Linked DNA regions of Homo sapiens: regions 1, 2 and 3 are each linked to region 4. A link is an interaction called in ENCODE POLR2A ChIA-PET data of the cell type or tissue named here. Cell type or tissue: MCF 10A. All regions are shown on one strand. Region 1 has its middle 12 kb from the start of FOXL1. Region 2 has its middle 29 kb from the start of LINC02188. Region 3 has its middle 3.4 kb from the start of LINC02189. Region 4 has its middle 57 kb from the start of LINC02189.

The links. Peaks named below come from ENCODE experiments on the same cell type or tissue, not always from the same donor. Only the 100,000 strongest peaks of a DNase experiment are listed, where the experiment ranks them.
Region 1: POLR2A ChIA-PET joins it to region 4 with 13 read pairs; 4 of 35 experiments call an interaction of 5 or more read pairs at or near these places.
Region 2: POLR2A ChIA-PET joins it to region 4 with 27 read pairs; 4 of 35 experiments call an interaction of 5 or more read pairs at or near these places.
Region 3: POLR2A ChIA-PET joins it to region 4 with 19 read pairs; 5 of 35 experiments call an interaction of 5 or more read pairs at or near these places.

Annotation. Positions count from the first base shown.
Region 1 is chr16:86,589,490-86,591,989 of GRCh38, reverse strand. No RefSeq gene overlaps it. Among named protein-coding and RNA genes, the nearest start is that of FOXL1, 12 kb to the right of the region's middle. In MCF 10A, no CTCF peak of the experiment used is centred here; a DNase peak (open chromatin) is centred at 1,259.
Region 2 is chr16:86,750,050-86,752,549 of GRCh38, reverse strand. No RefSeq gene overlaps it. Among named protein-coding and RNA genes, the nearest start is that of LINC02188, 29 kb to the right of the region's middle. RefSeq lists a silencer at 1,153-1,447. In MCF 10A, no CTCF peak of the experiment used is centred here; a DNase peak (open chromatin) is centred at 1,279.
Region 3 is chr16:86,717,352-86,719,851 of GRCh38, reverse strand. No RefSeq gene overlaps it. Among named protein-coding and RNA genes, the nearest start is that of LINC02189, 3.4 kb to the left of the region's middle. In MCF 10A, no CTCF peak of the experiment used is centred here; a DNase peak (open chromatin) is centred at 1,491.
Region 4 is chr16:86,663,732-86,666,231 of GRCh38, reverse strand. No RefSeq gene overlaps it. Among named protein-coding and RNA genes, the nearest start is that of LINC02189, 57 kb to the left of the region's middle. RefSeq lists a silencer at 1,074-1,123 and enhancers at 1,224-1,353, 1,130-2,329. In MCF 10A, no CTCF peak of the experiment used is centred here; DNase peaks (open chromatin) are centred at 861, 991, 1,551 and 2,161.

The sequences.
Region 1 (2,500 bases), 74 kb after region 4:
TTGTGATGTGCCATGCAGACCAAGGACTTCTGTGTAGGATGCTGTTTGCTAAGAGGGTGTTTCCTTGCCTGTCTCTTTCACTTTATGAGGTGAGCCCGCAAGCACTGGCCGTGTATTCCTAATACTTTCATGCCCGGTTAGATGATACCGAAAAGTGGCTAAGAACTTTAAAGATAGGTGCACCTACCCGGTATGATACTTTGCCAAGGACTGGCTTTTCCACCTGGAGAAACTATCAGTAGAACACCACTAGTAAAGTAGACACAATAGTACTCACCCTCTAGGTTTGCTTGAAAATTAAAGAGAACATGCATATAAAGACCTCAGCACAGAGCTTGACACATGACCATCGTCATCACCACCATCACCATCACCACCCTCTCATCACCATCATTATCATCACCACCACCATCATCATCATTATCATCACCACCATCACCATTATTATCACCACCATTATCATCCTCTATCATCATCATCAGCTTCATCATCACCTATCATCATCATCACTATTATCATTATCATCACCATCATCACCTTCGGCAGCATCACCATTACCATCATCTCATCACCGTCATTATCATCCCTATCCTCATCACCATCATCATCATCATCATCTTCGGCATCAGCATCCTCATCATCACCATCATCATCCCATTATTGACTGTCTTCCCTACTGAAAGCCCTATGTGGGCAAAGGCCTGTGTGTCATTCACAGATGTATCCTCCATACTCATTTGGGTTCCTGGCATCTGGTCATCATTCAGTAAGAATAAACTACATTGTTTTTCACATCTTGGGTGTAGCGATGTTCAATACAAGTTTTGCTTCATCTCCTCACTCAACAACTATACATTGAGCACCTGGCAGAGAACATGCCCTGGTCATGTGCTGGGGATAAAAAGAGGAAGAAGCTCCAGTCCCTGCTCAGCTCCTCCTGGAGGAAATAAATGTACAAGTGGCTTCTACTAATCCTTTAGGATTGGGTTAGAAACCCTTCTCCATAGTGTGACTATGGAGTAATTCTCCATAGGGTGAGTAACCATCCCAGCTTACCCAGGACAAAAGGGTTTCCTGGGACCCAGGCTTTCAATAATAACTTGGGAAAGTCCCCGGCAAACTGGGATGAGTTTGTTGCTCTACTTCTTTGGCTCCTAAGCTTAGGGGCAAGGAGCCCTCATGCCATAGAAGGCTGCTTCAAACAATGGGAGGTGCGGAGTACAGTGGTTAAAGGCATTGCTCCAAAGCCAGTGAGTCTGAATCCAGACTCCAGCCTGCCACTTACTAGCTACGTGAACTTGGGCAAATGACTAAGCTCTTTAAACCTCTGTTACCTCATCCATCTGTAAATAAGGGAAAACAATAGTTCTTAACTGAAAGGGAAAAGTAAATGAGTTAATACTGTGTACATGTGAAGTGCTTACGACAATCCAAGTGGAGGCCAAGTAATCAGAAAATATTAAAATTACTATTAGCCCCTCATATATCTTATCATTCTTATCGGCCTTAGTTTTACTTCAAACTCTCCTTCATTTACACAGAAAGTGTTTATATTAAGGGATGCACACTTATAGAATATTTGCAAAACTTACAAAACAGATTTGAGGCTGAGCTTCCAGGGGCGACTCCCTGCACTATACTGCAGAAATGAGCACCAAGGAAACTGCTGCCTCTTCTAGGATCAGAAGCCTTCAAATCACACAGAAAGGGGCTGCCACAGCTGTTGGCTCCAGAACCACCTCCATGGTCCACAGCAGCAAAGCCAGCACACCATGCCCTCTCCTTTGCTCACCTGCCTCCCTGAGAAATCCAGGGTTCGCCCCTGCATGTCTCGGTGGTTGACTCCAGATGGCTAGCACACAGAGACAAGCAGGGCTTTCTTCCTGTTTTATGTTGGGAAGGTAGGATTTGAAGTACGTGAACCTATCAGAAACTGAAGAGTGTTTAAAAGATTTTGAGTAACCATAAATGTCCAAATTGCCTTAGATGGCTGGCGCATGTCAATTTGCTTCTCTAGTTTTTCCCACCAGAATATGAGCCCTTGAAGGTCAGGACCTGGGTCTGGTTCATTGACATATTCCTAAGGCATATCACAGCCTGGCAGTTAATGGCAATCACTATTTGTTAGATGAGAAATGATAAACTATGCTGATTACAAAGACCACTAGGTACAAGGCATGTTCTTCATCATGGAAAAATGTAAGCCACCCTCTTCCTCTATGGATATTCCTAAAGGCATGCACTTCCTTTACACGGCACTGAAATGTGTTTTAACATTTGTGAAACTCTAGTATGGGCAGCGTAGAAGATGGTGTGAAGGACAGCAAGGGTTCTAGAAGAAATTGACCTCAATTTTTGACTCAGCCTCTTCCTGTGTGCTACTCATGAAGTCCCACACCCCAGCCTCAGTTTCTTATCTGTCTAATGGAGAGACTCTAGCCAACCTCCTGGAGTTGTTGAAATGATTAAATGATATGATATAGGGCAAAGATTGTGTGCT
Region 2 (2,500 bases), 86 kb before region 4:
GCTATTTGCTAAGATCCGTGAGTGACTTGAGGCCCCTGAACACGCTGCGTTCTGCCCTGGAAGTTGTGGGCTCCGGCTTCCAACACTGGCTTTGGTGCCTCTCGATGCTTGAAAAACTTGAGCCTAAAGGATCAGTTCACAGATCTGAGAGCTGACTCCGTGGGAGTCCCTTCAATGAACTCTCCGGTTGGGTGTGAGGATGTGATGAACTCCGAGGGATGCTTGGAGTCGGGCAGAATGGTCCAGTGACCAGACCCAGACCTGAAACGCTGCAGAGCATGGGGCTGTAGGGGATGGATCATCGAGGAGAGGTTGCGCCTCGCCCAGGTCACAAACAACCTTGACCTCCAGGTTTATGTTTAAAGAGAGAAAAGGCCATTCCCTGTTCACGCTGCAGGCCCGTCACAGAAGGCAGGGGCTGCTATTCACAGAAGCCCCCAAGGACATGGCCCATGCAGTGGTGGCCGTCTTGGCCACTTCAGTTGCTCCCCTGACCCCCAAAAGGGGGTTTGGAGGCCGCCATTCAGCAATTAAACGCCCTAGCCCATTCTTCACTGGCTCATCCTTCATTGGCTGAATTAGTCAGGTGCCCACCCAGCCCCAATGGGGACTGATGGATGGGCGTGGCAGGAAATGGTTGGCAAACAGCACCAGTGACCACCACACAGAATAGAGAGGTTTCTGCTGAATCCTTAATCGCTCAGAGAGAGCTGGGTTGAGGAAGATGCTGAGGTCAGTGGGGGAATGCGTGGCCGCCAACAGAGGGTGCCGGGGGAGGGCTCTGCTGGGGGTGTGTGCCCTGGAACTGCCTCCCCTGAGCCACACCAACTCTCCCACTTGCTGATAAGAAAATGAGGGTGCAAGGCAGCAGTGGAGGGTGAGGCGAGAGCCAGGGTTTCTGACTCCCAGGCCAGTCTCCTCCCAACCTTGGCCATGTTGTTACTTCGAGGACTCAGCTGGAAAATCAGATAATTGAGGGTTTTAGATTTCCTGTCCCCATTACATAGCAAGACTCTCTCCCTTCCTTAAGAAATAACACAAGAGGTGCCAGTGTGTGGCCTCTTCCCTCCAATCTGGAGCTGCTGACACAAGGGGGTCCCACAGAATGCCTAATGTGGAACTGCTGAAATTCCTGACATTGAAAAAAAAAAAAGATGGAGAGAAAATGTAACTGAATCTCTGTTGTTTGTTCACATAGAACTCAAATGATCCTGTCTTTTATTCCTCAGTGCAGGCTCATGTGGTTGGCCACATGTTGGCATCTGGGTTTGTAATTCTTACCAAATGAGTCAGCAGAGAGAGGAACATGGAGTTTTTCTTAACAGGCGTCTTTGAGTCAGTGCCCACTACCATTTAAAAAAAATGCTGGAGTCCCCGCTTCCTCTCTTGCTACGGAGAGACATGGCTGGCTTGTTCCAATGTGTGAATGCACACTTGTTTCCTTTCTGGAGGGCAACCCGGGCAGTGTTTCAGGCACACATGCGCGGACCCAATGTGCATGCACACATGTGTGCACAAACATCTTTGATGAGTTTGCAACTGGAAAAGTGTCTACATCTACCCCAGGCAGGAGCCACCACAGCTATAGACGGGCTCAGCTACAGCTCACCTGCTGGGTCAAGCCCTGAAGCAACTGGCACCAAAAGGCCAAGCTCAGCCCAGAAAAGGAATCCTTCCACAGCTTATTTATACTAACATGTAAATGACTGACATCTTTTTTTCTTTTTCCTGCTTTTTCCTTTGAATAAGTTTTGGTAGGGCAGAGGAGCTGAGGGTCCACAAGATCACAGATGGGTGGATGGTGGGGAGGGCCAAGGATGTAGGGGAAAGGAGTTGCTTTAAAATAAAGGAGAAGGCCAGGCACAGCACAGTGGCTCACGCCTGTAATCTCAGCACTTTGGGAGGCTGAGGTGGGCAGATCACTTGAGGTCAGCAGTTTGAAACCAGCCTGGCCAACATGGCGAAACCCTGTCTCTACTAAAAATACAACAAAACAAAACAAAACAAAACAAAACAAAAATTAGCTGGGTGTGGTGGTGCACACCTGTAGTCCCAGCTACTCAGGAGGCTGAGGCAGGAGAATTGCTTGAACCCGGGAGGTAGAGGTTGCTGTGAGCTGAGATTATGCCACTGCGTATCTTATGCCTGGGTGACAAAGCAAGACTCCATCTAAAAAATAAATAAATAAATAAATAAATAAATAAATAAATAAATAAATAAAAAGAAAAGTTTAAACAGAGGAAGATACAGGACTAAAGACAGACTTTTGTCTTTTCAGACGTTTATCAAGAAGTGACTTTGAGCTCACTTTGACTTGGTCTGATTGGAATATATTAAAGATCTTTCTCCCCTAACTGCTGTTACTTGGCTGGAAATCTTCCAGCTTAGGGCTGCACAGGTCCCACAGGCTTTGTATCTGTTCCTTTGTTTCAGGCCCCCTTGGGAAGTCCCCCAAAGCACACCCTAGTTATCCCTCCTTGGGAAGTCCCCGAAAGCACAC
Region 3 (2,500 bases), 54 kb before region 4:
CAGTGCCAGGCCCTACCTGAAACACAACCGTGATCTCCATTTGAGCCAGGAAAACCCGAACCATGGGGAGCCGCAGAGCCCGCCCCCCACCCAGTGACTCTCCGGTGTGTCAGTGCCAGGGTCTGAAGGTACTGAGGCTTTGCAGGCATCATCTCAAGCCAGCAGGGTCTGAAGCTACTGAGGATCTGCCAGCAACATCTCAAGACGGCATGGTAGCTCCTTCCCAGCACGCCACGCTGCCCTGCACCCACTGCTAGCTTCTGTCTATACTGCACTTGGCACTGAGAGCAATCCGATCAGAGGCAGCATGCGATTGCTTTGTTCCATTTTCCCAAGGCCCACTCACAGGGCCTGTAGGTACCTGCACGGTCCAGGTCCAGGTCCGTCATTGTTCAATCGAGCCACCATGAATTGGAACAACTGCATCTTTCAATCGCGTCCTCCAATTTGCCCAGAGCCATCCGAGCACAGATTCAGAACTGGATCTTTGCCTCTCTCAACAAAGTACACTAGGGGACTGAAGCATCCAACTCAAGTGTAGTGTTTTAAATAAGGAAGAAGAACTTAAATTCACCCACTGACCCATTTCCACAATCGTCAAAGTCACATGGCTTTATCGGTATTGTCATTTCTGTGTGAAACTTAGCTCTTACATGCTTAAAAAATAAGAATAATTGTTCAGATATGCTTGGGAACCAAAGAAAGAACAGAACTACTGTTTTCCCCACATTGTCAAACTCAAACAAACACCTGTGACAGATGAGCACCGCCTACTGAGGTCGCAGTTCACCTTTCTGCACAAGAGCTGGTGGCTTTGTTCTCTGTCTGGAAGGACTTTCTGTCTCCCTGTGCTGCGTGTCCTCTGGCCTCTTGGGCCCATCCTTCGACGCCAAACTCAAGGGACATATTCAGCCTTCATCTTTGGAGGGATGCCCAGGGACAGATGTGTCCACGGGACCCCCAGCACACAGACTGACCTTTCGGGGCTTACCCTTCAAAGGTGTCGTGTCATTTCCCTGTGCCCTGACCTCCACGCTGAGTTCCCTCTTTCCTTACTGGCCGTGGCATTGCATGGGTATAAGTGATTGTATGTAAGACAGTTATAGGATTTGTTTTCTGATAATCCCTGAGTTTTATATTTCTGCCAAAAGTTATAAGTGAGCAATCTTATATATACATCTGCCAGCTCAAATGGACACAATGTAGGCACAGGCATCTTGTGTTGAGAGGCATAATGGGGCCATCCCCGGGGTCTGCAGGGAAGCAGGCAGCAATTGATGAGGGGCATTCGTCCTGGGACGAAGGAAGGCGAGAAGCAGCCAGTATTTCCTGTTCTTGATACAATGTTACCCTGCCGCAAGGGTGGAAAATCCCACGTTTAAACCTGAAACTGATTGTTCCTGGCCAGCAGCCACTCCCACATCCCCAAACCAGGGGGGTGACTTACAGCAGTGCAGTGACCTGCCTGAATCACTCGAGCTCTTGCTGAAACGCAGGTTCTGAACCAGGGCCTCCAGGGCGGGGCCTGAGACTCTCCATTTATAACCAGCTCCCGGGTGATGTCTGAGGACCACGCCTTGGGTAGTGAGGACCTAGAGTGAGTGAATGAAGAGAACTTACACAACAGCCCAGCACATTCTAATGAGAAAGGTGACACCACCTACCCCTCTATCATTCACGAGCTTAGGACAGCTGGGTACCTCGTGGCCATCCTCAGTCAGCCCCACCTCTCAGGCCAGGGCCTGCTGTCTTTGATGAAACCCCTCTGTCCCTCCCACGCCTTTGCGCCTGTTATTCTCCAGCCCACCCTAAGTCCCCCATGAGGTGCTGGATGTCTCAGGCTTGGATCTCCTCATCACTGCCTCTCTTCTTCCTCAGTACCCTGGGAGCTGCCCACGTGGGCTCTCAGTGGCCCCTGCTCTCTGGCTTCTGGCAGGGGATCGCCCAGGCAAGGCAGGCGGCGACATCCCCCTCCTCAAATGGCACTTGTGTCTCCCGGAGAACTGTGAAGTGCAGGAGGCAGGGGGCCTGGGGAAGGGCCAGTGCCTGGTGAAGGAGGGCCGCTGCTATTATTTCTTAGAACTTTTTGTTACTTTTATTAAATCTGGAGGTTCCAGCTCAGTTCCCTCCTCCATGAAGCCCTCCTGGCTTAGCTCGACCTCCCTTAGTATCTTTCTCCTTTGAATGCACTCAGGGAATAACTTAGGCCCTTATTTTGAGCCATCTTCCTTCTTTTTGCTTAGTTGCCTCCAAGGCTCAGTATGGTCCCCTCGACACGACAAGAAGCTTCGATTCACTCACAGTAAACTTTTGCCAATGAGGAAAACCACAAAACACACCTGAAACTCAAATAACTCAAAAATGGTTTGAAAACAGTCTGTTTCTCTACGTCTCTCCCAGTGTTGGTAATACGTGTTTGGGGAAAGTGTCTAAAAATAATGAAATACTTTTTAAAATCTACTTTTAAAAGAAGCTTTATCGAGATATAACTCAAGTACCA
Region 4 (2,500 bases):
TGTGCTTATGTCTTTTTTTCCTTGTCATTTTACTCATTTTACCTTGGCTATCACTCCACTGCAGTTCATAACACACTGCCTCACTGTTTTTGACAGCTGCATAGTACTCCACTGTATGGAGGTACCATAGGATATCCCATTGGATATCCTAGTTGTGGGCATTTTGGTGCTTTCCAATACTTGGTAATTATAAGTTGTGCTGCAATGAATGACCTGTACACATTTACTTTCCTCTTGTTAAAGCATGCATCCTGTAATCCCAGCAATTTGGGAGGCCAAGGTGGGCGGATCACAAGGTCAGGAGTTTGAGACCAGCCTGGCCAATATGGTGAAACCCTGTCTCTACTAAAAATACAAAAATTAGCCAGGCCTGGTGGCACGTGCCTGCAGTCCCAGCTACTCGGGAGGCTGAGGCAGAAGAATCACTTGAACCCAGGAGGCAGAGGTTGCAGTGAGCCGAGGTCGCGCCATGGCACTCCAGCCTGGTGACAGAGCGAGACTCTGTCTCAAAAAAAAAAAAAAGCATGCACAGACTCTGGGGCTAGACAGCCTTGGCGGCAGTTCTGTCTCTTTAAATCATTAGCCTCTCTGTGCCTTGGTCTCCTCATCTGTAAATGGAGATGATAAACAGTACTCTTTCTTTTGGGTCATGGTGAGGATCGAATGAGCTAACATGTATAAAAATGCTTAGAACAGTGCCTGGCACCTAGGAAATGCTCAGGAAATGTCAGTTGCATGAGTCTGTACCAAACATTGTCAGTGTTCCAGCCATGCTGGTAAATGTTTAACAATGAGCTCTCAAAAAGAAAACCCCGAATTATGGCACTTGCCAATTTCCATGGTGTAAATACTCCCACATGGCTGACATCAAACTAAATTAATGGTTGTCTCCACACATGTAGCTGGGAAGCAATGCTCACACCCCAGAGGGAGCTGGCCCCGAACACCCCCCTGTGCCCTCTTGCCTGACCCGGTTTGGACACCAGCTGCCTGGCGGCCAGTGCTGGGGCGTTTTGTCCGGTGCTGCCCTCAGAAGGCACTCTGCCTGAGAGTACGCAAAGCCAGCAGTGCCTGGGAGTTTACAGCCCCCAGGGGGATCTTGTGGGTACAAATACTGCAACTGTTGGCTCTGATTGGCTGGCTCTGGGATGTGACTTCCTCCCTAGAGGCTGAGCCAAAGGCATCTTCAGCTGACTTTGCTTGAAGCCTCACCTTGGCTTGGCTTCCTGCCTTTTTTCCTCTCAGTTCCTCTTCCACCTGTCTTTGCAGATAACTTTCCTGGTAACTTCCTTTCACACGCAACCTTGTCTCAGGGTCTACTTCTAGGGAACCCACGTAAGGCTGCATCTCTAGATATCTTTTTCCCTTAAATGCCCTGGGGTTTGGGAGAGTTTCCCACTCAATAATACTCAGTAAGCTTTCCCATTAACCCCGCTATAAGCTTTTCTTGGTTTCCTCTGTGTCTGTGCCCCAAGGTGTGTCTGTCGTGGGGGGATGAGTCATGGAGCAAAGTCCTCCCCACTGACTCAGCAATGCCATTTCCTGCCCACAACCTTCTAGAACTCTTGCACTTTGACACAATGGGGACCAGCCCACCCCTGATTCACCAGCTCAGTTTTCTGTCACATCCTGTACTTTCCCTGAGGATTTTTCTGTTCTCCTTCTGACCAGAGTCAACGCCAACCAACCCACAAGCAGCAGAGAACAGAAACGTGGCCAGATGGTCTCCAATACGGATCAAAAACATAAAGAGGCAAACGTGGAGGGGCGGAAGGTCCTTGGCCCTTTTCTCTTGAAATTGAGTTCGCTGTGTTGAAATGTCCATCGTGTCTGCATCCCCTTCCTGGTTTTCCCCAAAGAGGCCGTGGCGGGGGAACAGGTGGCGTTCCATGTGGTGGCAACATGAAGGGATCACTCGCCAGCGAGCATAATCGCTCTGGAAACATTCGGAATACTCATATGTTCTGTACTTTTCCCCTGAGTCAATAAGGTAGAAATGCATCAGGAGAAAGTCAAAGGTTTCTGTCAAAATCCAGACCACAGGGAGAAAATGACGAGTTGATGGGGCTCACCCTGTGATCAATTTCTCCGTGAACCTGACAGGGAAGTCTTCTTAGAGGGCACCTCAGCGTCTGAAGTTGGCTTTCACAATGAGCAGAAGGTGAAAAGCTGCCAAACAACAGCCACTTTCAAAATCCAGTGAAAACAGAACTAAGCCAACAAAGGAATAACAAGGTCCCAGGTTGCAAAACAAAACAAGTTGGGAAAACTTGTCCAAGAGCTGTACTGAACTCTTGCATGGGCGCTGACGTACACAAATCATCCTCATCACCTCTGAAACGAGGCAGCTCTAAATTACTTCTTGAATTCCATATGGTTAATCTGCAGGCACAGGAACATGCTTTAGGGTGAAATTTAGTTGTTGTTGTTTTCACTGGGCTTGCAATAACATATTGTAAATGACTAAGGCTAGATGACACTTTCACACCAGTCTTGAAAT